Regions from separate parts of the Homo sapiens genome. Here region 1 is linked to region 2. A link is a loop called in an ENCODE intact Hi-C map of the cell type or tissue named here. Cell type or tissue: MCF 10A. All regions are shown on one strand. Links, peaks and the distances in the headings refer to the core of each region. The heading gives the core; the rest is flanking DNA.

Region 1 (16,598 bases), core at 7,715-12,714, 110 kb before region 2:
AATAGAGTTTTTGCAGATGATCAAGTTAAGAAGAGGTCACTATTGTGGGCCCTAATTCAGAATGACTATTTCCTTACAAAAAGGTAAAATTTAGAAGCAATGTAGACACAGAAAGAACACGCTGGAATTATGCTGCTATAAGCCAAGGAATACTAAAGATTTCTAGCAAACCACCACTAGCTAGGAGATAGACATGGAACAGGTTCTCCCTTCTAGCTATATGAAGGAATAAACCTATCGACATCTTTTTTGACTTTTAACCACCAGAATTGTGACATAATAAATTTCTCTTGTTTAAGCCACTCAGTTTGTCGTACTTTGTTACAGTAGCCCTAGCAAACTGATATAGTAAGATAAGTGAAGTTTCCTCACATTGTTTTCTGCATATTCATCCTTGTATTACACTTGTTTTAATTTTGCTTTATACTTTTCAATACAGTTGTATTTCATTATAAATATTCACATTTAGTGGATCTTTATTTATACTTGGCTTCTATCATAAGAAACTTTTCTTTTTTAAAATTTAATGCTTTTTTTGTCTTGCATTCCATTTTGACTGAAAATATCTTTTTCTTTGCATTTGTCTATCGTGTCATTTCCTGTTCTTTTTTTAAATTAAATTTAATTAATTAATTTATTTATTTTGAGATGGAGTCTCACTCTGTCCCCCAGGCTGGAGTGCAGTGGCGTGATCTTGGCTCACTGCAATCTCTGTCTCTCAGGTTCAAGTGATTCTCCTGCCTCATCCTCCAGAGTAGCTGGGACCACAGGTGCGCACCACCACGCCCGGCTAAATTTTGTATTTTTAGTAGAGACGGGGTTTTACCATGTTGGCCATTCTGGCTGGTCTCGAACTCCTAACCTCAGGTGATCTGCCCGCCTTGGCCTCTCAAAGTGCTGGGATTACAGGTGTGAGCCACAGCGCCCGGCCTCTGTTCTCCCATTATTAGTCTTTCTTAATTGCTTTGTTTTATATGTGTTTTACATATTGAAAATAGATAGGTTTTGTTTCTGTGATCTAACAGAGGTTATACATCTTTTACTTAACTTTTTAACATCTTTTACTTAACTTTTTAACAAATGCACTTGGCTCTGAGAAATTTTGAAATTCATTTTCATGGTTTCCAAAATGCTTTTGATTTCACATGACATTTTACAATTGAGTGATTCTAAGATCATGTGTGTGTGTTAGCAGTACCTGGTGACAACAATTAATTACCTACTCTGAGAAATATAATCAGGAAGCATGGCTTTATTATCTATTTGGTGCCTCCCAGGACCAAAAAATTCCTTTGTTTACAAAGGTTTCACATGCCTGGTTAGCCATAAAATGTTTTGGCAGTTAAATATATGTATATAAATATTTAAAATAATAAAATGCAAGAGGCACATATAATGGAGTAAAACAATACAACAGGTTTGGCCACGTTTTTAGACCTCATGATACTTAACCTCTGGGCAGCACAAGTTGAGATCGATCTTTTCCTCTTTTAAACTACCTTTTCCCTTCACTTTTTGACATAACCCTCCATGGCTTTTCTCTTTCTTCTCTGAGCATTTGTTACCACTCATCTTTTTATGTTCATCCTCCTCTGTCCTATATTGTACTGCCTCCAAATGTGATCTTAGCCCCTCTTTTCTCACTTTTTGTGCTCTTCCCCTAGACTCAATTATCAGCAGATCGCTCAAATACCCATATCTCTACTTAGACTTCTCCTCTGAGCTCCAAACTTGAATATCTAAAGGCCTATGTTTTCACCTGGATGTTTCAATGACACCTCAAACTTGGCATATCCAAAATGGAACTCATGATCTGAGCCCTCTCTGCCCTCTCCCTATTCACCTCACCAAATCTGCCTGTCTTTGTTCCCCCTTTTCAGCAAATTATAGCACAATTCTTCTTTCGTGATTTTACTTCCTAAATATCTTTTGCATTTGTGTAATTTTTTCCTACCACCACTACCCTGGCTCAAACCATAATCTACTCTCACATATGCCTTCTGGTCTCCTTCCTATCTATTACCCAAAGCAGCCAAAATGATCTTTTCCTTTTTCTTTTTTTCTTTTTTGTTTTTTGAGATAGAGTCTAGCTCTGTGGCCCAGGCTGGAGTGCAGTGGCACCATCTCGGCTCACTGCAAACTCTGCCTCCCAGGTTCAAGAGATTCTCTTGCCTCAGCCTCCCAAGTAGCTGGGATTACAGGTGTCTGACACCACGCCCAGCTAATTTTTATATTTTTTTTAGTAGAGACGGGGTTTCATTGTGTTGGCCAGGCTGGTCTTGAACTCCTGACCTCGTGATCTGCCTGCCTCGGCCTCCCAAAGTGCTGGGGTTACAAGTGTGAGCCACTGTGTCTGGTAGATCTTTTTCAAATAAAATAAAATAAAATAAAATAAAAATTTGACAAGTCATTCTCTGGCTTGCAATCCTTCCACATCTGCAGATGCTCTTAGGATAAAGAAAAAAATTCTTCCTAAGCCTACTAGGCTTGCATCGTGTGTTCTCATTTAATTTCCACCTCAGCTTTCTTTCTCTGTTAGTCTTCTAGTTAGTACTTTTAGTTCTTAGAATGGGGCATTTACACAGACTCCTCTCTTTGCCTGCATATTAGTCCTAACTAACTAATAACTCTTTACCTAATGAAGTTTGTTCATTGTTCAGAACTCATAGTGCACTTTATCAGAAAAATCTTCCAGTTATGACTTCTTATGTCACTCTATGTGTTTTCTTAATGGTTCCTAAGATGGTTGCATTTTTACACTTACTTATGGGATTACTTGAGTAACATCAATCTCTCTAACTAGAATGAAAGCTTCGTAAGGAGGACCCTGATAATTTTATTCACTGTTTTATTCTTAACACAATGTGTATACTCCATATAATGATTGAATGAATAATTGAATGAATGAAAATGACCATGAGTTCTACTCATGTAGATATTAGACTATCATACTGAAGCCTAATATTACAAATATGTCATCATAACAGTTAAACTTTCTACAAAATAATGGATATTCTGAAAACATGAATTATATGTAAATTTACAACTACGTATTTTTAGTTATTGTGTGGATGAGCTTTCTTTGCACATAAAATATGATTTCATTGAAAGGGAGTTAAATTATAGAATCTCCTACTTGAAGATGACATCCATAGTAAGTACTATTAGGAGAGATGATTCATTGTAGTCAAATGATCTATATTCAGAAGTCCAGTCTTGAGAAATAAGTAAACAACCATGGTCTTTGAAAAGAAAATCTAACTATTTACACAATGCTGTGTATTTCCATTCTATTCATCTCATGTGGCATTAATCAGAATCAACAATTTTATGGTTCAGAAGTACGTCATTGCCATAATCACATTAACTTTGAAGCCAGCTTCAATGACAACATATGTCATAGTTGCAGCAAACATGAATATGCAGAAACATAAAGTGTGCAGTGAAAAGATTTAGGGAGATTTATGTTCTAATTCTGGCTCCATCATTTTTAATTTCTTCAAGTGTCAGTCTTGTTTTCTTTAACTTGGGAAAAATAATTTCTATCTTGTAGTGTCGTGTTATTAAGTTGTAATCAAGTGCTTGGCCTGGTTTCTTTCTTATAGACCCAGTTTAGAGAAACCAGCATTTTCAAAGCTCCACAGGCGGTTCTGCTGATTCACCAAACGTTTTCTCCTCTGCTGGGGCATTTCACTCCTTTTATAACTCCCATTAATGAGTGTCCCTGAGGAGCCAGGTATTTTACTTTTATTACTCACAATAATTTTGTAAAGTTTTTGTGGTACACGGAAGTTAAATAATTTGTCTAAGTTCCCAGAGTGAGTCAGTTCAGGAGAGAGGGAAAGAATCAAGTGTTGATAGACCTCAAAGCTCATTTTCTTTACTATTCTATGTAGCAACATCACCCCAATAATTGAAAAACTTATTTTTGGCAACTTGCTCAAGTTTTGTACCACATGTAGTTTCTAGGATAATATCTAAGAACCTGTCTGATCCTGGCAGTAGAGAACATGGGGCTTTCTTTATGGATAAGTAGCACCAGATTCTGGGTGAAAGACCAGGAATGAGCCTCACTCTTGACACTAGCTTTGCAGCTTTGGGCAAATCTATGAATTTGTCTGAGTCTTAGCTCACTCAGTTGAAAAACATAGATAACACATGATTTTACAGGAATGCTCTCATGAGGTTTATAGTGATAATGAGAGACTGTAATATGAAATGCTACATCTACATAAGTTGATATTATATGGCTCTGTAAATCATGGAAATCTATATATGGCTACCTCTCATTCATTTCATTTGGTAAATAAGGAGTAAAGCATTACCGTTAAGGTAAATTATAAATACAAAGTAATATGGCTCCTGATTTATGTTTTCATTTATTCAGGCATTATTCTAGTACAATAAAAGAAACGTGTGTGTGTGTGTGCACACGCTTTAATTAGCTGTCAGGCAGTTTTAACATTCTCTCACCAGTAAGCATTTCCTAGGGCTTTAGAAATAGGCTGGTTAAATAAGTCTTTAAGTATACTTTTACTAACCATCATGTGTCATTCTTTTTAGACAACTAAATACAAACTAAGATATTAGGATGTCCAGAGGTCTTCCTTAAACTTAAAATTTCGGTTGTGTGCTAAAATAATGAGACATAGATGCATACTTTCTGGAAACATTAATTGCCCCTGAGATAGAGAGAAACCACATCCTTCCTAGATAAGGAATGGGGAAGGAAGTGAGCTGGGAAGGAGTGGATACTAGACATTTTGCGTTAGCCAGTAACAAAATTTAATACTAAATTTATGAGGAATTGAGGGAGGGGAATTCTTGATTAAAATTGCCAGCTTTCTTGACTTGTTAGATTAAAATACCAGAGTTTAGCAATCACAGATGGTTTAGATTTTTCAGAAGCTTCTTAAAGGTTTGAGGAGAGAGATCACCTGGTCATTTTAGGCTGTATTTAATATTTAAAGTGTATAGTCTTGTCTCTATGTTAAATTAGTATTGCATTTTTAAAAATTGATGGATATAAGCAACAGAGAGAATCAAAGTTTTGAGTTCTCTATAAAAAAGTTGTTTTTCCGATCAGTTGCTACCATCCCCAAGAATCCAGATGCTTTATGGGAAAATTTAGAGCTGTTGAAATTTTTTGAGAAATTTCCTTTAAGTTCTCAATCTACTTACAAAGTCTAGAGGACAGAACTGATTAGAGGCAGGGAATCATTTGAACCTGGGAGGCTGAGGTTGCAGTGAGCCAAGACCGGGCCATTGCATTCCAGCCTGGGTGAGAAAAGTGAAACTCCGTCTCAAAAAACAAAAAAGAAAGAGAAAAAAGAGAAAAATATTTGAAATATGATTTTTAAGATTTATCTAACTCAGCTGATAGGCACCAAATTTCCTATGACTTAGTTTGTCCTCCCTTGAGAACTCAATGCAATAAACCAGCTGGAATTCCCCAGCCCCCGACCACAGCTCAACGGCCTGAATCTGGTTATTTTAATAAAATTTTTATCTAAAGATAAAATTATATGTAAAAATATAGTTTTATATCAGAAATGATGACAGAGAAGAGACTGGTAAAGGAATGAAGGAAAATATCTTACATATACTGAAATGCTGATTGTTAAAGGATATAATATTGAATAGTAAAGCTGAATAAGGACATTTTCCCTGTTGTGACTTAAGTTTACATTAAAAGATTATGGGGCCGGGCATGGTGGCTCACACCTGTAATCCCAGCACTTTGGGAGGCCGAGGCAGGTGGGTCATGAGGTCAGGAGTTCGAGACCAGCCTGGCCAATGTGGTGAAACTCCATCTCTACTAAAAATACAAAAAAATTAGCCAGGCATGGTGGCACATGCCTGTAATACCAGCTACTCGAGAAGCTGAGACAGGAGAATCGCTTAAACCCGGGAGGTGGAGGTTGCAGTGAACCGAGATCACACCACTGCACTCCAGCCTGGATGACACAGCGAGACTCCATTTCAAAAAAAAAAAAAAAAAGATTATGATTGACTATAAAACATTTAGACTCTTATTAGACTTTCATTAGCTTCACTATGCAATATTTATCAAATGCTCACCACTCTAGATCCTAACTTCTTAGACTATTCAATGTCTAAGAAAATACATCTTCCTTGCAATTTCTTACATGATATTAATAAAATTAATTTAAACAAGCATTTCCATTGTGTCTGAGGATTAGCGTGAGTTTTATTGTGGTATATGTCAACTATGGGGTAGGGAGACACTGTGCTTCTCCTAGAAGCACTGATATAAAATTCAATTTTTAGACATGGTATGGTGTCCAAAGTGTAATGCATCAAAACACAGCTTTTTCAGGAAAACAGCAACACATTTTTGAAACACTCTAGCCCAGGTTTTTATGGATGGGGAGTGGATAGTAAGGGAGAACTCAAAGGAATGCTATGTTTGAAAACCCTGGCTGCCTAGCGATTTATTGAATAATCAGAAAGCAAAAAATAAGTCTTTAATTCAACAAGTGGGCAATCTCTCAGCGTCCCAATACTCTGAGGAGAGAAGTGATATAGTGATATAGTTCAGTGATATAGTTTGAATATATGTCCCCACCAAATCTCATGTTGAATTTTAATCCCCAATGTTGGAGGTGAGGCATGGTGGGAAGTGTTTGGGTCATGGGGCCAGATCCTTCATGTCATGGAGCTGTCCTCCTGATAGTGAGTTTTCGGGAGATCTCATGGTTCATATGTGTGTGGCACCTCCCCCACCTCTTGCTCTCTCTCTTGCCTCGGAAGACACTGGCTCCCACTTTGCCTTCTGCTGTGAGTAAAAGCTCCCTGAGGTCTCCCAGAAGCCAAGCAGTTGCTGGCACCATGCATGTACAGCCTACAGTACCATGAGCCAATTATACCTCTCTTCTTTATAAATTACCCAGTCTCAGGTATTTATCCATGTTTAGTTAAAAAAAACTTGGGGGACAAGGTTAGGAGTAGATTACATTTAGAATGGATTAGTGCCAAATACAACCATATGTTGTAATTGTTTAACATTTTCCTGGCTTTAAATCTTGGCTCCACCAGGTCACGAGTTGGTCACTTTGGACAAGTAGCTTCTCCTTTTTTAGCCTTAGTTTACTCATTTAAATTCTTCACCATAATCTTATGAAATAATTAACTGTCAATTTATAATTCCTTTTTATTTTTGTTTTTGCAAAATGAGCCTTCTTATAAAGTAATGTTTTTAGTATTAAATGTGATGATGCATGAAAAATACCTGATGCATAATAGGAAGTCCAAGGATGGAAATACATGTTCTTTGTTCTCAAATACTATTTGACTTAGTCGGTTTGGTACTGAGGAGTAAAGAATGGGAGGAAGTAGCATGTTCCATATTCTGAAGCCAGAATCTTTAAGACCAGTGTAGGTAAATGCGTGAAATAGAAACTTCAAGAGACACTCCGAAGCAAAAAGTTTTGCTCTGGTGAAATGTTATAGTAATTTGTATATCATCTCTTTAAGCTCCAATTTCCATACAACCCTGATTCTTGCCTTCATTTGTACTCATGTTTGTTTTATTTTCCCATAGCTATGGTCTAAATGTTTATGTTCCCCTGCTCCAAATTCATAAGTTGAAATCAGATTTCCAATGTGATAGTATTTGGAGTTGGGGTCTTTGGCAGGTGATTAGGTCATGAGGCAGAGCCCTCATGATTGGGATTAATGCCCTTATTAAAGAAGCTCAAGAGATCCCCTTGACCTTCCACCATGTGAAGGAATAGCAAGAAGGTGTCATCTAAACCATTACAAAACCACAGCGTGTCAGATACTCTTCTAAGTGTTGGGGCTATATAAATGTAATGGTGGATTTGAAGTAGTTTCAGAACTTCTGGAACAGGATGAATGACCCTTAGTGAAAAGTTGCAAATTCAGGGCAGGAGTTTTGGGTGGGGTAGGGATTGGAGTTGCAGGAAACAGATTTGAGCATACAAAAGTGAGAGCAGCTTTGGCTAACATATATGTGAGAGCAGATTCACTAAGGGACACAGGCAAAATCAAGCCTCTGAGCCATTTGTGTCTTACTCAAAATTCAAATGATAGCAAAAGATTAATATCCACAATATATAACAATTCCTAAATATAACCAAGATCGATAACTCAATAAACATACAGGCAAAATAAATAGACATTTCACAAAAGAAATACAAATGGCCCATATATACGTGAAAGAAAATGCTCTAACTCTTTAGTTATCAGGTATATGCAAATTACAAACCCAATGCCATACCATTTTACAGTCATCAGATTGTCAAAAAGTCAATGCCTTGAGAGCAAAAATGTAGAACTAATCTGTTTGGAATTATAGAATCTGAGTCTGTAATTTGATTTCAATAAAAGCCACTAAAATATTGAAATAAATAATTTTGAAAACATACTGTTTGAAATAAACAGTTTTGAAAACATGCTGTTCTTACATGCTATTCACTACACTTTTTGCCACTAGAGCAAGATCTATTTCTGTTTTGTTTTGTTTTATGTTTGTTTTCGCTGTTTTATCCTTAGCCTTTGGTACAATCCGTACACATAGTGAGTGCTCAATAAATCTTCATTGAATGTGTAATTCACAAATATTAGCTTCAAATGAAAGAAGCTCAACTTTACACATTTTGAATGGTAATGTGGTACCTCTGCGAAGAGGTTTTTCAACTAATCTGTATTTTTCCTTTCTTATTTGAACATAGGGAGAACATGGAAAGTGGAAAATTCCAAATCTTAGGAAATGGATTTTTAAAAAAATCATTTGATTAATAAAATTGCATGCTTTTAATAATCTCAGTCAAAAATTTATTGTTATACCGACATGTTCTAGAAGTTCTTAATAACAGTTTATGGATTAAGACAAACTTTAATAACAGATTGTGGAAAGCAAATGGTTTCAATGTAGTTCTGTGTAATTGCCCACATATGATGTTTTGATTTTTTCATTCTGGTATAGTACATGCAGCAGTGAATTGTATCTCACTTACATGCCCCTGTCACAAATTTCTGTGTAACTTCATTTACTTAACTTCTCTGGATCTTTGTTTTCTCAAACACAAGATGATGTTGGGCTGGTGGAAAAAAACTTGTCTATTGTATACTTATTGTATAAAATGAATTTAGTTGAGTTTTTTTTTGAGGCCCTTAAGACAGTATTGCAATAATTAAAGGTGTTTCTAATAATAATTTAGACAGAATTCTATCATTAAAGCACCCCATCCCTTCTAAGCATCAGTCCTCTGAGTTTCTATTCATTTTAAATCACCTTTTTGGGCCCCTGAGGAAAATTTGGGCCATTTAGGCCTCCAGGCATTTGTAAGTGTTGCCTCTCCTCTTACGTTAAAAAATTCTGCAATAAACGTTTTATTGAAGTCAAAATGTAAATTTCCAGTTTATTCATTGGTCTATGATACATCTCTGATAGTTTTATTTGACATTATCCAACTTTCTTTCCTGCTGCCCCCACCTAACCCAAATTTATGTGTCCTTTAAAATTTGACTCATATGTCACATTCTGCTAGAATACTTATCCCATTTTGCTTTCTGCTCTTATTTCTCCACTGACATTCTTTCATGTGACTTTATTTTTGTGACCTGACCTGTCAGCAATCATTGAATTGAAAACTTCATAAGGGCAGATGTCATACCTTGTTCACTGTTCAATTCCCATATCAAATGCATTCTGACACATAATGAGCACTCAACAACGTTGAACGGTTAAATTAATGAAAGAAACAGGCAAACTGAGTCTTTGTTGTTTAAAGAGACTTTTCTTTGGTACTCTTCTCTTTCCAAATACTGACCGAATGTGCCCTTTATTTCTTCTAGGCCCTATAATTTGTACCTATTGGAAAGAGAACTATGCTAAAATTAAAAGGTAAAATTTATGTTCCAGCCCAAGGTATTTATGGAATGAATGAATGAATGAAACAACCAGCCAAACCTTTCTCTAAATGCTATGACACTTTTTAATTTCTTATGTCATCTGTTCGTGTTTTATTACTGAATTACAAGCAAATGATGTTGGATGAACGTGGTCTATTCTGAATACAATGTGGATTGTGAATTTGTTTTGGTAGCTAACTAGTGTTAATGAGCACTCCAACCTCTAGGGGGAGCTCATGGAAACATAACCCTCTTCTAGGTCTGGGCTTTTTTTTTTTTTCTGAGAAAAAAATGTTTAATTGATAGCATGGAAGTAAAACATTGTGTGATTAAACTGGCAACAACAACAAAGGTGAAGTACAAAATGAAGTGAATTGTAAGTGTAAGAAGTGTAGCAAGGGTACAAAATTAGACATTTGGGAAAGGGAAATATCAAATTCCCAAATTTTTCCATTTAATTTAGCATCTGGTTGAAGTCGTTGTAGCTAAATGTTTAAATATGGTTAGCACATTTCAAGACAGGAAAAGGAACAGCTTGATTGGAATGGGACATATCCCAAAGGCTGAAAATCATCTAGTAACAGGCTGGAGTTTGGGTTATAGCTTTATTACTAACCAAAATATTAATTCTAGTTGGAAGTTTAAACTCCAATAAGACACAAGCCTGAATCTACTATGGTTGCTTCTGGCCCTAAATTCTTGTTCTAGTCATCATTTTTGGTTTAAGAGAGTGACTGTCATTGTCATGTTAAGGTGAAAAAGAACATTCGAGTATATTGCGGTGTAGCAAGAAGAGCATATAAAACCACTATTCTAACATCATTTTAACTACTACCTTGCCAGATGAACTTTGGGAAGTCTGCCTGATTTTTCTGAGCTCCTCTTTTTTTTTTTTTTTTTTAAATAAAATGAAAGTAATGTTCCCACTTTCCTGCTTAATTCAAAAAATCATTATGGTATAAAATGAGCTAATGGAATGTGAACACCCCAACTATAAGCTGTTCAATAAATGAAAGGTATTAATCTTTTCCAGGCCAACCACACTTTTAACAAAACATGGAGAGACTTCCCTGATGGAGCGGTACAAACTGAAGATTCATTGTGTACTAATTAATGGGCTGGCTAAAAGAGTGAGAGTTCCAGTTTATATGATTATTTCCTTTTTAAAAATTTTTTTTATTGTACTTTAAGTTCTGGGATACGTGTGCAGAACATACAGGTTTGTTACACAGGTATACACATGCCATGGTGGTTCGCTGCACCCATCAACCCGTCATCTACATTAGGTATGTCTCCTAATGCTATCCCTCCCCTATTTCCCCACCCTCCAACAGGCCCTGGTGTGTGAAGTTCCCCTCTCTGTGTCCATGTGTTCTCATTTTTCAGCTCCCACTTATGAGTGAGAACATGCGGTGTTTGGTTTTCTGTTCCTGTGTTAGTTTGCTGAGAATAATGGTTTCCAGTTTCATCCACGTCCCTGCAAAGGACATGAACCCATCCTTTTTATGGCTGCATAGTATTCCACGGTATATATGTCCCACATTTTCTTTATCCAGTCTATCATTGATGGGCATTTGGGTTGGTTCCAAGTCTTTGCTATTGTGAACAGTGCTGCAATAAACATACGTGTGCATGTGTCTTTATAGTAGAGTGATTTATAATCCTTTGTGTTTATTCTCAGTAATGGCATAATGTCAAATGGTATTTCTGGTTCTAGATCTTTGAGGAATTGCCACACCGTCTTTCACAATGCTAGAACTAATTTACACACCAATAGTGTAAAGGGGTTCCTATTTCTCCACATCCTCTCCAGCATCTCTTGTTTCCTGACTTTTTAATGATCGCCATTCTAACTGGCGTGAGATGGTATCTCATTGTGGTTTTGATTTGCATTTCTCTAATGACCAGTGATGATGAGCTTTTTTTTCATGTTTGTTGGCTGCATAAATGTCTTCTTTTGAGAAGTGTCTGTTCATATCCTTTGCCCACTTTTTAATGGGCTTTTTTTTGTTTTTCTCTTGTAAATTTGTTTAAGTTCCTTGTAGATTCTGGATATTATCCCTTTGTCAGATGCATAGATGGCAAAAATTTTCTCCCATTCTGTAGGTTGCCTGTTCACTCTGATGATAGTTTCTTTTGCTGTTCAGAAGTACTTTAGTTTAATTAGATCCCATTTGTCAATTTTGGCTTTTGTTGCCATTGCTTTTGGTGTTTTAGTCATGAAGTCTTTGTCCATGCCTATGTCCTGAATGGTATTGCCTAGGTTTTCTCCTAGGGTTTTTATGGTTTTAAGTCTTATATTTAAGTTTTTAATCCATCTTGAGTTAATTTTTGTATAAGGTGCAAGGAAGGGGTCCAGTTTCAGTTTTCTGCATATGGTTAGCCAGTTTTCCCAGCACCATTTATTAAATAGAGAATCCTTTCCCCATTGCTTGTTTTTGTCAGGATTGTCAAAGATCAGATGGTTGTAGATGTGCGGTATTATTTCTGAGGCTTCTGTTCTGTTCCATTGGTCTATATCTCTGTTTTGGTACCAGTACCATGCTGTTTTGGTTACTGTAGCCTTGTAGTATAGTTTGAAGTCAGGTAGCATAATGCCTCCAGCTTTGTTCTTTTTGCTTAGGATTGTCTTGGCTGTGCGGGTTCTTTTTTGGTTCCATATGAAATTTAAAGTAGTTTTTTTCTAATTCTGTGAAGAAAGTCAATGGTAGCTTAATGGAAAGTCAATGGATAGCATTGATTCTATAAATTACTTTGGGCAGTATGGCCATTTTTCACAGTATTTATTCTTCCTATCCATGAGCATGGAATGTTTTTCCGTTTGTTTGTGTCCTCTCTTATTTCCTTGAGCAGTGGTTTGTATTTCTCCTTGAAGAAGTCCTTCACATCCCTTGTAAGTTGTATTCCTAGGTATTTCATTCTCTTTGTGGCAGTTGTGAATGGGAGTTCACTCATGATTTGGCTCTCTATTATTGGTGTATAGGAATGCTTGTGATTTTTGCACATTGATTTTTCATCCTGAGATTTTACTGAAGTTGCTTATCAGCTTAAGGAGATTTTGGGCTGAGATGATGGGGTTTTCTAAATATACAATTATGTCATTTGCAAACAGAGACAATTTGACTTCCTCTTATCCTATTTGAATAACTTTTATTTCTTTTTCTTGACTGATTGCCCTGGCCAGAACTTCCAATACTATGTTGCATAGGAGTGGTGAGAGAGGGCATCCTTGTCTTGTGCCGGTTTTCAAGGGGAATGCTTCCAGTTTTTGCCTATTCAGCATGATATTGGCTGTGTGTTTGTCATAAATAGCTCTTATTATTTTGAGATACATTCCATCAATACCTAGTTTATTGGGAGTTTTTAGCATGAATGGGTGTTGAATTTTGTCATAGGCCTTTTCTGCATCTATTGAGATAATCATGTGGTTTTTCTTATTGGTTCTTTTTCTGTGATGGATTATGTTTATTGATTTGCATATGTTGAACCAGTCTTGCATCCCAGGGATGAAGCTGAGTTGATTGTGTTGGATAAGCTTTTTGATGTGCTGCTGGATTTTGTTTGCCAGTATTTTATTGAGGATTTTCGCACTGATGTTCATCAGAGATATTCACCTGAAATTTCTTTTTCTGTTGTGTCTCTGCCAGGTTTTGGTATCAGGATGATGCTGGCCTCATAAAATGAGTTAGGGAGGATTCCCTCTTTTCTGTTGTTTGGAATAGTTTCAGAAGGAATGTTAACAGCTCCTCTTTGTACCTCTGGTAGAATTCAGCTGTGAATCTCTCTGGCCTTGGCCTTTTTTGGCTGGTAGGCTATTAATTACTGCCTAAATTACAGAACTTGTTTTTTGTCTATTCAGGGATTCGACTTCTTCCTGGTTTAGACTTGGGAGGCTGTATATGTCCTGGAATTTAATGATTTCTTCTAGATTTTATAGTTTATTTGCATAGAGGTGTTTATAGTATTCTCTGATGGTAGTTTGTATTTCTGTGGGATCAGTGGTGATATCCCCTTTATCATTTTTCATTGTGTCTATTTGATTCTTCTCTCTTTTCTTCTTTATTAGTCTGATTAGCTGTCTATCTATTTTGTTGATCTTTTCAAGAAAAAAAAACATCTCCTGGATTCACTGATTTTTTTTCAAGGGTTTTTCATGTCTCTATCTCCTTCAGTTCTGCTCTGATCTTTCTTGATTATTTCTTGTCTTCTGCTAGCTTTTGAATTTGTTTGCTGTTGATTCTCTAGTTCTTTTAATTGTGATGTTAGGGTGTTGATTTTAGATCTTTCCCGCTTTCTCTTGTGGGCATTTAGTGCTATAAATTTCCCTCTAAACACTGCTTTAGCTGTGTCCCAGAGATTCTGGTATGTCGTGTCTTTGTTCTCATTGTTTCAAAGAACTTGTTTATTTCTGCCTTAATTTTGTTATTTACCCAGTAGTCATTCAGGAGCAGGTTGTTCAGTTTCCATATAGTTTTGTGGTTTTGAGTGAGTTTCTTATTCCTAAGTTCTAATTTGATTGCACTGTGGTCTGAGAGACTGTTTGTTATGATTTCCATTCTTTTGCATTTTCTGAGGAGTGTTTTACTTTCAATTATGTGGTAAATTTAAGAATAAGTGCAATGGGGTGCTGAGAAGAATGTATATTCTATTGATTTGGGGTGGAGAGTTCTGTAGATGTCTATTAGGTCTGCTTGGTCCAGAGCTGAGTTCAAGTCCTGAATATCCTTGTTAATTTTCTATCTTGTTGATCTGCCTAATATTGACAGTGGGGTGTTAAAGTCTCCCATTATTATTGTGTGGGAGTCTAAGTCTCTTTGTAGGTCTCTAAGAATTTGCTGTATGAATCTCAGTGCTCGTGTATTGGGTACATGTATATTTCAAAGAGTTAGCTCTTCTTGTTGCATTTATCCTTTTACTATTATGTAATCCCCTTATTTGTCTCTTTTGATCTTTGTTGGTTTAAAGTCTGTTTCATCAGAGACTAGGATTGCAACCCCTACTTTATTTTTGCTTTCCATCTGCTTACTAAATATTCCTCCATACCTTTATTTTGAGCCTATGTGTGTCTTTGCACATGAGATGGGTCTCCTGAATACAGCACACAGATGGGTCTTGACTCTTTATCCAATTTGCCAGTCTGTGTCTTTTTTTTTTGTTTTACCTTTTTCCAGCTTTATTGAGGTAAAATTGACAAATAAAAATTAAATATATTTAAGGTATACAACATGATGTCTCAACATATGTATACATTGTGAAATAATTACCACAATCAAGTTAATTAACATATCCATCACCTCACATAGTTATCTTTGTATGTCTGTGTGTGTGTATGTGGTCAGAAAACGTAAAATCTCCTCTTAGCATATTTCAAGTATATGATACGTTATTACAAAATATAGTCTTCATCCATTGCATTAGTTCCCTAGAAGCTATTCATCTTATAACTGAAAGTTTGTACCATCTGACCAACATCTTTCCATTTCCCCCTCCCCTTTGACCCCTGCTAACCACCTTTCTGTTCTTTGTTTCCATGAGTGGGACTATTTTAGATTTCACATAGAAGTGAGAATGAGATCAGTCTGTGTCTTTTAATTGGGGCACTTAGCCCATTTACATTTAAGGTTAATAATTTTAAGTGTGAACTCGATCCTGTCATTATGATGCTTGCTGGTTATTTTGGCTGTTATTTGATGCAGTTTCTTCATAGCATCAATGGTCTTTACAGCTTGGTATGTTTTTGCAGTTGCTGGTACCAGTTGTTCCTTTCTATCTTTAGTGCTTCCTTCCGGAGCTCTTGTAAGGCAGGCCTGGTGGTGACAAAAATCTCTCAGTATTTGCTTGTCTGTAAAGGATTTTTTTTCTTCTTTGGTTATAAAACTTAGTTTGGCTGGATATGAGATTCTGGGTTGAAAATTATTTTCTTTAAGAATGTTAGGCCAGGCATGGTGGCTCACACCTGTAATCCCAGCACTTTGGGAGGCTGAGGTGGGCGGACCCCGAGGTCAGGAGTTTGAGACCAGCCTGGCTAACATGGCGAAACCCTGTCTCTACTAAAAATACAAAAAATTAGCTGGGCATGGTGGTGGGCACCTGTAGTCCCAGCTACTCAGGAGGCTGAGGCAGGAGAATGGTGTGAGCCTGGGAGGCAGAGCTTGCAGTGAGCTGAGATCAGGCCACTGCACTTCAGGCTGGGTGACAGAGTGAGACTCTGTCTCAAAAAAAAAAAAAGAAGAATGTCGAATATTGGCCCCCACTCTCTTCTGGCTTATAGGGTTTCTGCAGAGAGATCCGCTGCTAGTCTGATGGGCTTCCCTTTGTGGGTAACCCAACCTTTCTCTCTGGCTTCCCTTAACATTTTTTCCTTCATTTCAATCTTGGTGAATCTGACTATTATGAGTCTTGGGGTTGCTATTCTCTAAGGGTATCTTTATAGTGTTCTCCATATTTTCTGAACTTGAATGTTGACTTGTCTTGCTAGTTTGGAGAAGTTCTCCTTGATAATATCCTGAAGAGCATTTTCCAACTTGGTTCCATTCTCCCCATCACTTTCAGGTACACCAATAAAACATAGGTTTGGTCTTTTCACATTGTCCCATATTTCTTGGAGACTTTGTGCATTCCTTTTCATTCTCTTTTCCCTAATGTTGTCTTCATGCTTTATTTCATTAAGTTCATCTTCAAGCTCTGATATCATTTCT
Region 2 (16,598 bases), core at 4,461-9,460:
ACAATGAGTTTGTTACCTTTCTAATATAAATTTTAAAAAATCTTATCAGGAAACAAAACAAAGTACGGGTAGATAAAAACTCCTAGCTTTTATTTTCCATTTCCTATTTGCTTGGAAGCTTTGACTTCTAATGCTCAATTAATTTATTTGTGAGTAGGCAATGGGAAATGGCTATAGAAAGAGATAAGTAAATTGAAGTCAAAGGCTTGGTTTGTCCTCCTCTGATGTTTAATTTTGGATGAATCACCTACCTTCTTAGAGCCAATGGTTTCCTATTTTTTAGAGTGGAATGGTAACACTGCAGGCTGTGGCCATGCTGCCAGGACCTGATCTCTATAACCCTAGCTTATCCCAGAAGTCACACACAGTTCCAGTATATGTCACCCATATACTAGGAGGACTTCCCTAAGCACTCACATCTGACTCTTTGAGGACTTAGAAGCAGAGGACACATTACAAAATTCTAAAGGTTTTCCTATCACAGGGCTTTAAACATCACTGTGAATAAATGATCAAATAAATGAATCATTTATTGGGTGAATGGGTAATATTTATTAAGCAAATATCATATCCAAAGAGCATACTGTGTGAGAGTTGGTAGAACATTCCAAAATAAATGATCATACAGAACCTAAACCTTGCTACCCATGTTTAATACAAATATCAGAGTGGCTATTAAGGAAAATGGAACTATTTAGAGAGCAAAGTGAAAGGGAGTTTGTCATTTTAGACTGTGATTTAGAGGAAAAGAATCATAAACTCTTTTTAATATCTTAGTGATAAATCACAATATTATCTGACATTACAGTGCTTTCTTTAACTGTAGCAAGTTATAAGCAAAAATGGATAGGCAACTGTTTAGGATATTCATCTTTTGTCTTAAATTCAGTTCTTGGACTATCTTACTGTTTTCTGGGATGTAAAAATATCTCAATAGGTGTATTAGTCAGGGTTTTCTAGGGAATCATAACCAATAGAATATATATATTCATAACCAATAGAATATATATATACACACACATACACATACACACATTCTATCATAACCAATAGAATATATATGTATATATATACACACACACATATAAGAGGAGATTTATTATGGGAATCAAGCAGCAAAGAGCTTTTGAAGCTGCTCAGTCATTGGTTTTATAAATATAAGTATAGGAATAGTGCTATTATCTTAGCCCTAGACAGCCAAATGTTCTATAAAAGTTCTCTACTGACATCTTTCAGAGTTCAGCTACATGGGAGGCACTGGAAATTCACTTAGCAGTAATTCTTCCTACTCAGGATTACCTCAAAGCAAAGGACACAGGCTCTGCCTTTCTCACTGTCGTCAGTACATTTAAATTCCAAGAGCACAAGTATTTTTAAAACCCTGCAAAGTGCCTGCCAGTCAGTTTCTGAGGTGAGTAATTGAGTTCGTGCCCATTCCTACAGAATTACTAAAACTAGACATGCATTTGCTTTACCAAATTTAGAGGACTCTTAGAGAGCAGAAAACGATGTGTGAAATTATTGCCACAAGTAGGTAAAATGAATTAGGACAACTCAGTTTTATCAAAAGGTCCTGAACATGGTTTGTCTGTAGCCAAAATTTTCTAATGTGTGTTGTCATATTTATTGTTGACAGTATGACTATTTGTAATTTGTGATAAAATCTGAGAGTATTCTGATTTAATTTTTACTTCTACATCATCTGCAAAAGGAAAGAGGTATTTTTAAAGTGTAGTAATATAAATCAATAGGTAGTATAGAGAAGTGGATGGTATGGGTAGGGTAGTGAAATGACCTGAATTGTAGGAATGTCTATCTGTTAGTGAAGGCTAGGATGATTTTAAGACTGAAAAGGAGATGCAGGAGTAAAGATTGTATGGTAGTATATGTAAGTAATAGTAAAGCAAGAGTACAAGTTAATATTTTGATAGTAAAATGGACAGGAAAATGCAGATATAAAAATGTGAAGATAGAAACCAGAAGATAAATAAAGGAGTTGGGTGGGTTGAAGGAAGAAAAGGGGCAAGACTCTGACAATTGCTGATGTGGAAGAGAATAGTAGAAGGTTCCTAGCCTGGGTGCTTAGGATAATGGAGGCTTTAATTATCTATTAGTAACTCCACTACCACTGCTCCCTAACAGTCAGAGATTTGGTTGACTTGGGACAAAGCTGAAAATATGGCCAAACAAAACTTGCTATGAGAGAGTGTGATACACTAGAAAAATTGTGGGCTTTGGAGTTGGACCGACTTGATTAAAATCCCAGCCTCACTACAAATTTTATATGCTTACTGAATATCGAGATTCTAAATAAAGAAAATAATGTCTCATTTCATGAATATAATGGTTAGTGATACAACAAATGTAGTACTAACACAAGTACCTGGCCCATTATAGGCTCTATATAAAGAGTAACAGTCAATCTTAGTAGTACTTTATTTGTTATAGTTTTCCTAATGTATTTATTTAAAAAGGAGGGAAAAGTTTAATTAAGCAGTAATAATTTGTTTAATGAGTTCAATTCAAAGTAAGAGAAAAGTATTGCTTCCGTTGTTTAGGTCAAAAGATCTTTGCAAATGTAGGTGTAACTACTAGTAGATATTTAGCTATAAAATATAGGTCTTATTGTTCACAGATACACTCTCCTGAAAAATGTAGTTTCATCATAACATCTGATTTTTAAATTCATGGTAAATACATTTTAATTAGGGTCCATTTCATCCTTACTTCTTGTTAGTTTTATATTGTCAGTAATTTATCAGTGTGTGTGTGGATTGGAGGGTATTAAAAAAATAAAATGTCTATTCTTTAGTAATGATGGAGATGGCAGTGGCAGGTAGAGTGCTATTTAGGTGTCAGGTTTAAGATATCTTTGACCCTGATATCATGGAAAACAAATTCAACAAACATCCATTGAGCTCCCAATGTGTTATAAACTTCAGGTGAAAAGAGGGTTTATTAACATGAGAAAGACTTGCCTTGTGCCCTGATGGAATATAAAATATTTTTTTTCTTGTATAGCCAAGTATAATACATGATCAGTGCTCTAATGAGCATTCTCATACAAGTAGAATAATGAATTCTGCTGGACAGGGAAAAGGGTAGGGAAATTTTCCAGACAAGATAGTACTTGAGCTAAGCCTTGCAGGTTGAGTAGGATTATTCTAGTGGAATTTAGGGAAACGATGTGCAAGGAGAATAGTCTCTTAGTTTGAATGAAAGGTAGAGGTCAATTAGTGGGATGCCAGAAAACTTGACAAGGTGAGAAAATCATTTTCTGTGACTTGCTATTTTACTAACCTGATTGATTTTGTTAATACCTAAAAAGAGAAATGATTCATGTTAATTATATTCACAGATACAAATAAGTAGCAAAAATATCAACTTATTATTTTACTATAAATACAGTTGGACCAGAAGACTCAAGCATAGCCTGTGGAATAGAAGGATACATTATTATAAGTAAATTAGTTGATTGGTAGCCATTTTCTGATTTTACCTGCAATCTGGATTAGATTCCCTATTCAACTCTCTCTTAGTACCCTATGCTGGCTAATCATCTTCATTTTCTATCCAGATTTAATTCTCATATACTACCTCATTACCCTGCTCAAGTTTATCAGAAACAAAGCAGTTTCATATAGTTAGAGCAGAAGATAGGTGAATTGGAAATAGTAAAAAAGATAACAGAAAACAACTCCACATAAAGAAAGAAAAATCATTCAAAAGAAGACATTTATGCAGCCAACAGACACATGAAAAAATGCTCATCATCACTGGTCATCAGAGAAATGCAAATCAAAACCACAATGAGATACCATCTCACACCAGTTAGAATGGCGATCATTAAAAAGTCAGGAAACAACAGATGCTGGAGAGGATGTGGAGAAATAGGAACATTTTTACAGTGTTGGTGGGAATGTAAACTAGTTCAACCATTGTGGAAGACAGTGTGGCAATTCCTCAAGGACCTAGAACTAGAAATACCATTTGATTCAGCCATCCCATTACTGGGTATATACCCAAAGGATTATAAATTGTGCTACTATAAAGGCACATGCACATGTATGTTTATTGTGGCACTATTCACAATAGCAAAAACTTGGAACCAACCCAAATGTCCATCAATGATAGACTGGATTAAGAAAATGTGACACATATACCCCACGGAATACTATGCAGCCATAAAAATGATGAGTTCATGTCCTTTGCAGGGACATGGATGAACCTGGAAACCATCATTCTGAACAAACTATCACAAGCACAGAAAACCAAACACCCCATGTTCTCACTCATAGGTGGTAATTGAACAATGAGAACACTTGGACACAGGGCGGGGAACATCACACACGGGGGCCTGTCGTGGGATGAGGGGCAGGGGGAGGGATAGCATCAGGAGAAATACCTAATGTAAATGACGAGTTAATGGGTGCAGTAAACCAGCATGGCACATGTATACCTATGTAACAAACCTGCACGTTGTGCACATGTACCCTAGAACTTAAAGTAAAATTAAAAAAAAGAAAGAAAGAAAAATCAATCATACAAACATCAGGGTTCCCCCTCCCAACCCCCTGGGGTTTTTGAGCCATGGCTTTTGACAAGTAGGTGTTCTTTGTTAGTTAATTTGGCCAGTTTTGGGGTTGTTCCTTTTGATTACTTATCTAGTTCTTAGCTTATTATTCTCTTTCTAAAATTTTAAAGATGTGGAAAATTACTAGCAAACTGCATGAAACTTATTAGCTGGAAATAGTGCAAATGGTAGAATTGGATTCAAAGAAGCTGCTATGATATTTCTCAGTTTCAGATGGGTCCCAGATGACTAATCTTTGTTGATGGACAAACCAAGTGGAGAGGGGTCTTCAGACATAATTGATCCTATAGACTGAAGCACGCTATGGAAGTCAGGGCCTATCTTACCTAAGGTGGAAGCAGAGGTTTTTGAAGTCAGTAGGTCAATGCTGAAAATATTTTTGGAGGAAATTGGGCAAAGTGAAGACGGCAAATCTGAACTTGTACTATCCACCTAGGGGTCTATGTGAACAGTGAGATCACAAGTAGTGAGCCAAAATAGATGAGATAAGGAGGCCATAGAACCACAAAATGGGTAAATGGGATTTGGTCTGCACTGATTCCAGAGAGGAAAAGACATACCTGCAGCAGCCTTTATTCATTATAAAGGTGGAGATAAATCAGCTTCATTTAGTAAGGCGGGAAAGAGACAAACTTCTCCCCGTATATATTAACCCTAACCATGACATATAATGACATTTTCTTTAAAAGCGTTTAAATAAATTTTTTATCTTTAATGCATGACACACTATTGGATATCATCTGGAAATATTGAGAGCTATAACTTTTTGTTATCAAAAAAGCACTAGAGCACTTTTTTTGTGCTCTATAAGCAAGCACTGTGAAGCTGCTTTTCCAGGGAGTCTTTTTTATCAGAGTCTTAGAACGAACATGCCCTGCAGTATAGATTCTTTCTTTCACCAGTTGTGTCTGGGGGAAAGAGATGAAAACTACCAGTGTGCTCTCTGCTCCTCTAATTAACATACACCTCCTTTCTAGAAATTCAGGGATTTCTTTGGAAAGAGAAATTTTTTTTTTTTTTTTTTTTTTTTTTTTTTTTTTTTTTTTTTTTTTTTTTTGAGACGGAGTCTCGCTCTGTGGCCCAGGCGGGAGTGCAATGGCGCAATCTTGGCTCACTGCAAGCTCTGCCTCCCGGGTTCACGCCATTCTCCTGCCTCAGCCTCCCAAGTAGCTGGGACTACAGGCGCCCGCCACCACACCCGGCTAATTTTTTGTATTTTTAGTAGAGACGGGGGTTTCACCGTGTTAGCCAGGATAGTCTCGATCTCCTGACCTCGTGATCCGCCCGCCTTGGCCTCCCAAAGTGCTGGGATTACAGGCGTGAGCCACCGTGCCCAGCCCGAAAAATGTTTATTATAAATCTATCCTTCCTAAAAAAGACATTACTGGCTTTTTTTTTTTTCAAAGAGAGATTTATAATATGCCAGGTTGAATTTAGGGGAAAAAAATAAAAACAAATAAGAGTTGAATGTTGGGCTACAGAAAGCAGATATTCCAGAAGATTTAGTGAAATTATATTCTTTGAAAATATTGTAAGAGAGTTAGGAGAGTGAGTTCAGTATTTAATTAAAGGCAAAAACAAGATCCTGTGTTTGAAAAACAAGATATACTAAATGAACATGTCAATCTTTAAAGACATGAATTGATTCTCATGGAATTTGGGTACATTTAAACAATGCACCTTCTTCATTACAGTGCTATAAGGTATTTGGATTTACACTGCAAATTTGGAATTCAACCTGATTTCATTTTCTTCCCTAAATCTCAACATATATATTACATTATTTGGTATGCCTTTAATCTTAAATTTACAAAGAAATTATTATCAACACAGGTGTTCTGAGTCTGGAGTGGAAATATTTAAACAGATTTGATTTTTAAAGTGGTCTGATACTCATTTTTTAAAAATGTACATTTTTATATTTGGGGTTTGTTATAAACTTTGCCTTTTTAAATAATGCAAAAATGCTCTAGGTTATTCACTGTCTTTTCAATTTTGTTCTCCTTTGGAAAAAAGGAGGAAGTAGTTACTACTTAAGGACAAGTAGCAATTTCAGACGCGCGCACGCACACACACACACACACACACACACATCACACACACAGAAATCCACAACAGCACTCATGGAATTTAGGACTGATTAATTTACATATTATTTAAGCATATTTTCTGACTTCAAACTCCTGGTTCTAATAACTAAGCATTTACATTTACAATATTAGCTTCTATGAGAAGAGAGCGTTCTCCCTCTTCCCCTTTAATTCCACCTTAAAACATCTGCAAAAGCGCAAGGAGACCAGCCCACATTTTAGCCCCTCCTACTCAGGATAAGACTTTCTCTAAGTCCGGAGCTGAAAAAGGATCCTGACTGAAAGCTAGAGGCATTGAGGAGCCTGAAGATTCTCAGGTAACTCTGGGAACTGTAAGCAATATATTTATTCTTCCTCTGCTCCACTTCTCTCTCCCACCCTCCTTAGCTTTTACTTGGTAGTTTACTTGGAAGGAAGAAAGGACGGAGGGGAAACCTCGCTGCTTTAAAAAGTCAGCATGTCCTCTGCCTTTTGAAGTGAAACACAGATTAGGGACCTCAATTTTCTTCAAACCCACGCAGATTTGCCTTCCTGGATCTAAATGCACTGTGGAGTCAAAGATTAAGGTGTTTCTTTGGGTTGGAATCCCAGAAAGTTAGCATTCAAAACGGCGGTGAGGTGGCGCTTATTAGCGTTCCACGTGATGACACCCAATGGTTACTGATCCCCAAACTTGAGCAGCAGCATGCTGTGCTGTTTGACAGCCCTAGCGATCTTTAGCGAGAGACTTTGTTGACTCACTTAACTTTTAATTTCTAAAAATTGGTCATTTTTGTTACTTATGGGACGCTTTCCTGGCTAGTCAATATTTTGCAGAATTATGCGAAAGAAAGAGGATTATTGAAAAATTAACTGTAAACGGACTGGTGTTCTGATGATCCACCCTTCCCCTAAGTTACTTGGCTTGCCAAGAGAAAAAAAAAATCTCAAAACTAGATACTAGAAAAGATTTGATCAAATTACATAGTTAAATTTTGAGTGTGGATATTTCAGTAATTTTGTTTCCAAAAAAAACAGAAAAAAAAGGTATTTGATTTTAAAGTATCAGTGGATGAATGTATCTGTCTCCTACAATTTATAATCATTTTAGTCTTAAAAATAAATTCACCTCCAAAACCAGAACAAGAAATACTCCTCATATGGGTTGATGATGTCAGCATTTATTCAGCTAAGGCAGATGGAGAGTATTAGAGGCGTACTGTCTGAATGGGTGTCAATTCTAAAGTTATATTTGCCAATATAATTTGAGTTCAAAGAAGATTTGTATTTTTGTTTCTCTTTGTTGTTTAAATTTAGAATTGTGGCTCAAGGGATATTTGTAGAGGACTGTAGTGAAACAAGCTCTGTTAAGAATTTTAAAGTTACATTCTACAGGTTCCTACACCTTGCCAATCAAGTTAGAGGTTGGGATAAGAAACAGGTATTTACTTCTTTCATTAGCTCCGGAAGAGTTAAATTTTAAATTAAGCAATAATTGTGAAATGCATAGAGAAGTGTTTAATGTGCATTTGCTCAAAGGAGTTTTACAAACTTCCCTTAGGGGAAGCATATTTTTTGAGATAAGACATTGCATCTTTTTAACATATTTTTAAAAAGTAAGTTATTCTGGCTGGGCGCAGTGGCTCATGCCCGTAATACCAGCACTTTGGGAGGCCGAGGCGGGTGGATCACTTGAGGGCAGGAGTTCGAGACCAGCCTGGCCAACGTGGTGAAACCCCATCTCTACTAAAAATAGAAAAACTAGCCGGACGTGGTGGCAGGTGCCTGTAATCCCAGCTACTTGGGAGGCTGAGGCATGAGAATCGCTTGAACCCAGGAGGTGGAGGTTGCAGTGAGCCAAGATCGCGCCATTGCACTCCTGCCTGAGCGAAAACAGCGAAGCTCTGTCTCAAAAAAAAAAAAAAAAAAAAAAAAGTAAGTTATTCTGAAGTGTTTTGCATTTTTGCATTTACATTTAATTAGGAAAAGAAAAATTATTAAATAGATTTTTAGCAACTGAAAATGTTCATTCCATAGAGGTTATTTGGCTTATGTTTTTAACCCATTATCTTTTCTAGTGCTGGTACTTAGAAAGCAGTCATAAAATCGAATCATCTACATATTAAAATTATGTTCCAGGAATAAAAAAGAGGAAGACAGAATTAGTTGTGGTTCCCATTCATCTTGTTTGCTTTTATTTACCATCAGTTTTTTCCTCCTTCTTGCTCCAGATTGTATAGCTTGCTTGCTTGCTTGCTTGCTTTCTTTCTTTCTTTCTTTCTTTCTTTCTTTCTTTCTTTCTTTCTTTCTTTCTTTCTTTCTTTTTCTTTCTTTCTTACTTTTTCTTTCTTTTCTTTTTCTTTCTTTTGTTTTTGTTCCATCAAAGACACTTTTATAATCTTGTGACAGGTATGGACCCCTCCCTAGAATAATGCACATTATGCCATTCCAACACACACAAATTTAAAAACACCTTTAAGAAGTTCACAAATCCCCAAAGACAATTCATATTACATGAAAATGCAGTATTTCTTAAAACTTTGGAGTTTTCTGATAATATAAAATGATTAATTATAAAATCATTTTACTTATAAGTAAGGAACTAACAGTGGATATTGTAGCACCCACATAGTCATTTATTCATTGGTATTCTAGAACTCCAAGCAACTTGGTATAATGGAAAAAACTGCTTGCCTGAAACCAGGTGACCTAGGTTCTAGACTCAACCCCAATAATAATTAACTGTACAATATTACGCTTGACATTTTTCTGTAACATCTGTTGCTTTTATTGCCGAATGCAGTAAGTGAAACATAATAAGAAAATCAGATGCAAGTTATTTTTTATTGGATTGTGGGGTGTCTATATTTACTACTTTTATTCCAAAATTCCTAATGACATTTCCCAGAATGATTAGTTTTTATAACACTATTGTTTATTATAAAGATAAATCACACTCACTGCTTAAAATTTCATTAAATATAGAAAATTGCAAGGAAGAAAAAGAAAATATTACCTATTATTTCCCCCAAGGTACTTTTAAAATGTAATTCAATCATTAATTCAATCAACAAATATCTATTGAGTACCCAGTATGCATCAGCAAAGAGACAGACAAGAAGTTCATGTATATACATGTTTATATGTCTAGATATGTTTCTATACATACATGTAGTTTTACAAAATTGTGATCACACTGTTCATGCTGTTTTGTAACATGCTTCTCCCTCATTCATGAGATGCATTGTTAAAACATGTTTTTTTTAATAATCATGCATTACTTTGTATTCACATATTTAACAAATATTATTAAGTCCCTACTGTGTGTAATGCAAGTAATGGCAATCTATCCATGAGCAAAAGAGTATGGTTCTTACTATATGAAATTTTTCATCTGTATATAGGCTGTACTGGCCAATTATATCTTGTTGGATATTTAGATAGATTAGTTTTCCACTATTATAAATAATTGTTGGATATTTAGATTTATAATAGTTTTCCACTATTATAAATAATATTTCATCTAGGACCTTTTTTATATATGTTAGTATACATTTTTGTTTATTTCCTTATGGTAGATTCTTAAAGTTTATTTTCTAGGTTCTAAAAAAAATTTTATTACTTACAAGTTGTGAGATGATAATCCAATTACTTTATCTCCTTAAAATGTTGTCTTCTCAATTGTAAAATAGAAATAATAATAGTTGGGTATTTTGAGGATTCTTTAAAATATTTAGCGAAATCTCATGGAATGCTAGTGATTATTTTTGACATTTTGCTCTTGAGGAATATGGTATTCATTTATGAGCAATATAAAAGAGTAGAGTTTTCTATGTCAATACTGGGTGCCATCATCAAACAGAGCAAATGACAACAAATCCAACAACTTGGATAATTGATATACGAAAATAGTATCTTGTTTAAATTTACATTTCTTTGTTGAACAAAGTTGAGCAATTTTCATAGTGGCCACTTATATGTCTATGTTTGTGAATTGTCTCTTTCAATGTGATTTAAAAAATTTTTCTCTTTCAATTTCAAATATGATAGATATTAACGGATATAACTTACATAATCATAGCACTTTTGGGGTCCTCAGTAATTTTGAAGAATATTAAGAGTCTTAACAATATAGATGAAATTTTGAACTGGAAGTAGAAATTCTATAAACAATGTTTTTCTCATTTTTGGAGGGTTATTTTTAGTGTTTCCTGAAACCTTTCCCTTAAAAATGGGTGAGAATACATAGAAAAATGAGAGCAAATTATTTTTTATTCTCATAGACTAATAGTTTACAAATGATGGGAAACCTGGAGGGTTCAGAGATGATGGCCAAAACCCAGCACCAGAGACATCCTGGCCTGAATCATGTAAAGAAGATATTGTTAGGACTAAGGGTGGCGTGATGACTGTTCAAGTTTTGTAAGGCTGGGTGCAGTGGCTTACACCTGTAATCCCAACACTTTGGCAGGCTTGAGCCCAAGAGTTTGAGACCAGCCTGGTCAACATAGTGAGATTAATTAAAATCTTATTAAAAATTTTGAAAAAATCAGCTGGATATGGTGGCATGCACCTGTAATCCAGCAATTTGGGAGGCTGAGGCAGGGGGATCATTTGAACACAGGAGTTTGAGGCTGCAGTGAGCTTTGACCACACACCGCACTCATGCCTGGGTGATAGAGCAAGATTTTGTTTCTTATTAAAAAGAAAAGTTTTGTGAGGAAAATAATATTATTGGTTGTGAACAACCAATTTAGAGAAAATGAATTTCAGTTCTGGCCAACTCTTTGTCTTCTACCCCTTGACTATTAGGGCAATAAATAGTTGGGGGAACCAAAAGGTTGGTTCTGGAGTTCTTTCCAAAGAAGACAGTAAATAGAGCAGAGGTTATTCTGGTCCTCTGATACCATTACCTGCCTGTTAATAAAGGATGCATTACATGTATTTGCTACTTTTGCTATGTGATTCTAAGTTTTTTGATTCTTTTTGTGATTCTTAGTGCAAATCTTACAACACACCTTGAAAATACAGTTTACCTTTCCTTATACAAAAAATGAAATAAGCATAAACAACTCAATGCTCACCATAAGCAGATTTGTAAAGCTACCCTACCAGTCTAATCACTTATTAAATGAATTCAAATGAGCTTAGAGAAACTCAGCAGACACCTGACGCTGAAAGTTATCAGTGTCAGAGTTTAGCCATCACTCTCCATTAAAGATAATAGACCAAATTGGCTCTCATTTTTCTTCCCACTCCTTTTTTGGCACATGCAGTTGTGAATCAACTGCTTCCTTTTCCCCAATCTTCCTCTTCATTTGCTTGACTTCTGGAGTCTTCAGGAAAAAAATCGGTATTTTAGGTAACAGTGTGCTTTGAATTAGTAAACAAATGTCATTAATATGTATTCTTCTACAGTACAGAAAACTCATGTATTTATGATACTCAGCTTATACTTGCTTAGGTTTTTGTTTTGTTATTTAATTTACAAGCTGTTTTCTCACTATCTAGTTTGAAAAAAAAATCAGAGGCCCAGTATTTTTTTATTTTCACAGGCTTTGTGGTTGATAAAGGGATTGGTTATGAACTTTGTTTATTTCCACAAAACTGTGTAAGTTAGCAGTACAGGTATGACTATCCACATTTTACAGATGTGAAAAAGAGCTATTGAAAAGTCAAACGTTTTTTTCTTTTTTTTAATGTCTGCCTTATGATTCCATTTTGATGTATTTAAATGTTTAAATATATTGGTTTATATTTTTAGTTTTAATGTGTATTCTTTGAGGTTGTCACACTCTTTCTATTGGAGTTAACATCAGAAAAATTACTGGAGAAGGCCCAGGAAGTCCACTCTCCTGGTGCGTGTTTCCATAATAACTCAATCGTTCTGCCCTTATAACTTGATTACTGATTGACGTAATAGGGGAGGTTGTGCAATTTTGGAACTACATAGTACTTTGTACAGTAGTATGTATACTACTTTAAGAAAATAAAATATATTACATTTTATCTAAAAATACAAAATAAACACATTTCATGAGTTATGTAAAAAGTGCTGATTTTGCCAAATGTTTTGCTTTCAGGTTGGTCGTAGAGAATTTTCTTAGAATTTTCTAAGTATAACCTACAGAACCTATGGCTCTTTCTGGCTCTTATTAAACCTGGCAGTTGGCATAAAGCATTTGTATCAAAATGGTTACTCTGACCTTGGATTTATCATTTGGACAAAATAATTATTATTTTACCTTTCCAAATAATTCAGTAGCTTATGATAAAGCAGATACTCCTTCTCAGGGGTAAAACCCAACATTAGTTATACGCTTGACTTAGTATACATACTATGATGTGGTAATAAATAATGCATACTAGGTCAGGTTTTACTGCTGGATACAACTGTGCCACTAGAAACATTAGGTCAGCACATGGCTTCTGAATTTCAGTCAGTAAATTGACACACTTCTTATTTGCCCCATACTTTTATGCCCACAGTTTTGACAGGATAAGCAAGTTAAATGCAGTACACAGGCAGTAAACTGGGATGTTCACCCCTTATGGAAAAAAGTATTTTTGCAGAATTCTTGGATCTATAAGAAGAGACAGTGTCTGCCTAGGATAGTCTCGAGGCAGATAAATGGTGTTTTAAGTTTTGAAACAAAAAGGCAATTCATTTTGTGGACTTTTTAAAACATATATTTGATGCAATATTATGAAAGTATTGAAAAAAGTAATTTGGAGCAATTATGTAAGAATTTATTGAAAAGCAATCAGGGAAAAGTGTCTAAAGATGCACACAGTTATGGGATCATTCTGTATAGACTGCTGCGTCTATCATTATGATTTCTTAATATCCATTAGCCACTGTTGTGTCTACCACAAACCTCAAACAGGTTATCAACTTTCTTTTCATTCAACTGCCATGAAGAAGAGGTGGATGAATTTTAAATTTGCTGACGTCATGAACTTAGATCTCAAAGAGAGAACACTAGGAAATTTCTGTAGTTCACTTTCAATGATCAATGGTAATACATGTTCAGATAATAACTTTAAAATACTGTTATATCCCTGGTTCTTAGAAGACAATGCCACTAACCCATTTTAGAAAGATTTGTCACAGCAGCGATTCTAATTTAAAAGAGGCTTCTTGGTAAATTAAAGATTTAATTGCAAATCTGTTGGATGCTTACTTATAATCTATTACTTGGTACTTAATTTTTGAGCTGGTGACAACCAGAGATTTACATTTTATATATATAAAGCTTCACAATATTTACATGCATTTTTTCCCTCTCACCTTTATTACTTTCTGTAATGATGCCTTTGTTGTCAATGAAAAGCAATAAAAGAAAGAATCAAATTTGTGACACTCATTCACTGTTTGCAGAAATTGTTACAATCTGTTTAAAATATGTTTTAGGTTGACAAATTTGATTTGGTTGATCAATATATTATGTATTAATAAGTATTAATAAGCTATTTATATGAATTAATACCCCAGTATTAATATATAGCCTATGCATTAATATAATTAATAATCAATATGAATTAATTCAGGTAAATCATTAGTTATTCAATACACCATATATTACATATAATATACCTTAATAATAATATTGATTGTTATTATATATTAATATGTACATAAGATATTAATCAACCAAGCCAATTGTCAATCTAAGATGTAATTTAAACAGATAACAAGAATCTTCAAGCACTTTTTATCATCACAATGAAAAGGATGCTCTCATATAAATTTTAAGTTTCTGTGAAAAAATAATTTCTATATACCATTTTATTAATACATATAGTATACTTAGAAAAGTAGTAGGAGTAGGAAAATGCAATTTTTTAATACTTAGAAAAAGAACAGGTATTGTATGAAGCTATTTAGATAATATCTACTCTTCTTTTTCACTTACCAATTTTGCCTCCTATGTCAAGAAATGCAGATGTTAATGTCAATCAGGAATTGTTGGTCACTGAGCAGTATGCATTTATTCCTTCGCTAATTCAGTCAGTTTTAATTAATAACAGCTACATGCTAGGTACTGTGCTACATTTAGGGCATACCTGGGTGAATAAAGCAGGTATAGTTCATTCCGTCTTAGTGGAGACAGATAATAAGTATACAAACAAACAGATAATAAATTATAAAAGAAAGCAAATGGGCTTCAATGATAGAGAATAACATGCAAAGGCGGAGAATGGGAAGGGCTCTCTGAGGCATAGAATTGAAGCACAGATGTGACGGATAAAAAGCCATCTACGGGAGGCGGTAAGTAGAGTGAGAATGGCAAGGCTCACGCTAGAGTTCCAGGCAGAGAGTGGCATTCGTTAATGAGCCTGCAAAGAAGCAACTAAGAAACTAGATGGAAAACCAGGTATTAGGGTGATGTTGTGGGAGCAAAGGAGGGAAAGTGGTTCTAGAGGAAAGAGGTTGAATAAGATGACGACGGAAAAGTGATTACTACATTTGGAAATTTGGAGATCATGAATGATCTTGATTAGTGCAGGTTCAATGGAGTGGTGGGAGTAGACAGAAGAAGGAAGAAGGAATTTACAAATGGGATGGGAGGAATGCGTGATGAGGATAGCTGGCTCCTGGATACAGGGTAAGCAAATAACCCTTCAGAGAAGTCTGTCAGTGAAACACAGCAACCAAATGGAGACATAGCAGGGAAAAGGAATATGGAGTCGACAGACAGACTGTAACAAGTTTGCCAATTAGATTATCCAGTTGAAAGTAAAATTTGGGCCAGGCTCAGTGGCTCACTCCTGTAATCACAGCACTTTGGGAGGCCGAGGCAGGCGGATCACGAGGTCAGGAGATCAAGACCATCCTGGCTCACACGGTGAAACCCCATCTGTACTAAAAAAAAAAAAATACAAAAAATTAGCCGGGCGTGGTGGCGGGCGCCTGTAGTCCCAGCTACTTGGAAGGCTGAGGCAGGAGAATGGCGTGAACCCAGGAGGCGGAGCTTGCAGTGAGCCGAGATCGCGCCACTGCACTCCAGCCTGGGCGACAGAGAGAGACTCCGTCTCAAAAAAAAAAAAAAAAGAAAAAGAAAAGAAAAAAAGAAAATAAAGGAAAGTAAAATTTGATGATTCAGGAAAGAGAGACGTGACCATCAAAAATAAAGTCCTTGAGGAGAGGGATTTTGCATCCAGAGAGCCATGGTGGTGCCAGGTCTGTAACAGTAGGAGGAACATTGCCTCCTTTGTGGCAGGGAGAAGGGGAACCCAAGTGCACCTGCAGGGAAATACGCAGATTTGATGGTGGGAAGATGAGAAACTTCCCTCTGGTGCTTTCTGCTTTCTCAGTGAAGGAAGATGAGGTCGCCTGCTAAGAGTGGGAGTTGGGGTGGGGTGAGAAACTTGAGTGAGAGAAGGGAATAAAGTGACTTTTTCCGGTGGGAATACAAGTCCACCAAAGAAATTTAGAAAGATGTCTTGTAGTGTAGAGAACCTCTGTGGGTTTTGAGAATATGGACTTAAATTAAAACTAGCCTTCCAGGGTATGTTGTTTTTCTGCAACATGTTTAAATGCTAAGAGCAAAGAAGCTAGATGGTTTCTCTAGAGTGGGAGTTTTTAAAGACAGAAAGAAAAATTGTTTTTAAAGACAGAAAGAAAAATCCATAAAATGGATAACCAGTGCACTAAGCAAAACAAAATAAAAAACAACCCAAACCAAAACCAAATCTAAACAAAAATTCATAAAAATGAATGAGTCTGTAGAACAGAGTTCCTTTATCTAAGGTAATTAGTGACTACTAGGAAGTAGTCCAAAATTGGCTGATTTCCAGCTCTAGTAGGTGGGAATTTAGCCTTTGTTCTTTCCCAACTCTTGGATTCATTACCTAGCCAGTTGCTAGGCCTCTTTGTACACTTCAGTGAAGCCCAGTTACCTGTTCCAGGAGCCATCATTCTGGAACCTTTT

What was found. Hi-C counts contacts between places; a loop is a spot of excess contacts. Peaks named below come from ENCODE experiments on the same cell type or tissue, not always from the same donor. Only the 100,000 strongest peaks of a DNase experiment are listed, where the experiment ranks them.
Region 1: a loop joins it to region 2, with 2.5 times the contacts of the local background. A loop is called at or near these places in 1 of 110 quality-filtered maps.

The regions. Positions count from the first base shown.
Region 1 is chr1:186,712,782-186,729,379 of GRCh38, forward strand. No RefSeq gene overlaps it. Among named protein-coding and RNA genes, the nearest start is that of PACERR, 40 kb to the left of the region's middle. In MCF 10A, for the core only: a CTCF peak has its summit at 10,120 (motif pointing right); a DNase peak (open chromatin) is centred at 10,130.
Region 2 is chr1:186,822,035-186,838,632 of GRCh38, forward strand. PLA2G4A (phospholipase A2 group IVA) reads left to right here and starts at 6,915. Exons shown (of 18, transcript NM_024420.3): 1 at 6,915-7,001. In MCF 10A, for the core only: no CTCF peak of the experiment used is centred there; DNase peaks (open chromatin) are centred at 6,907 and 7,337.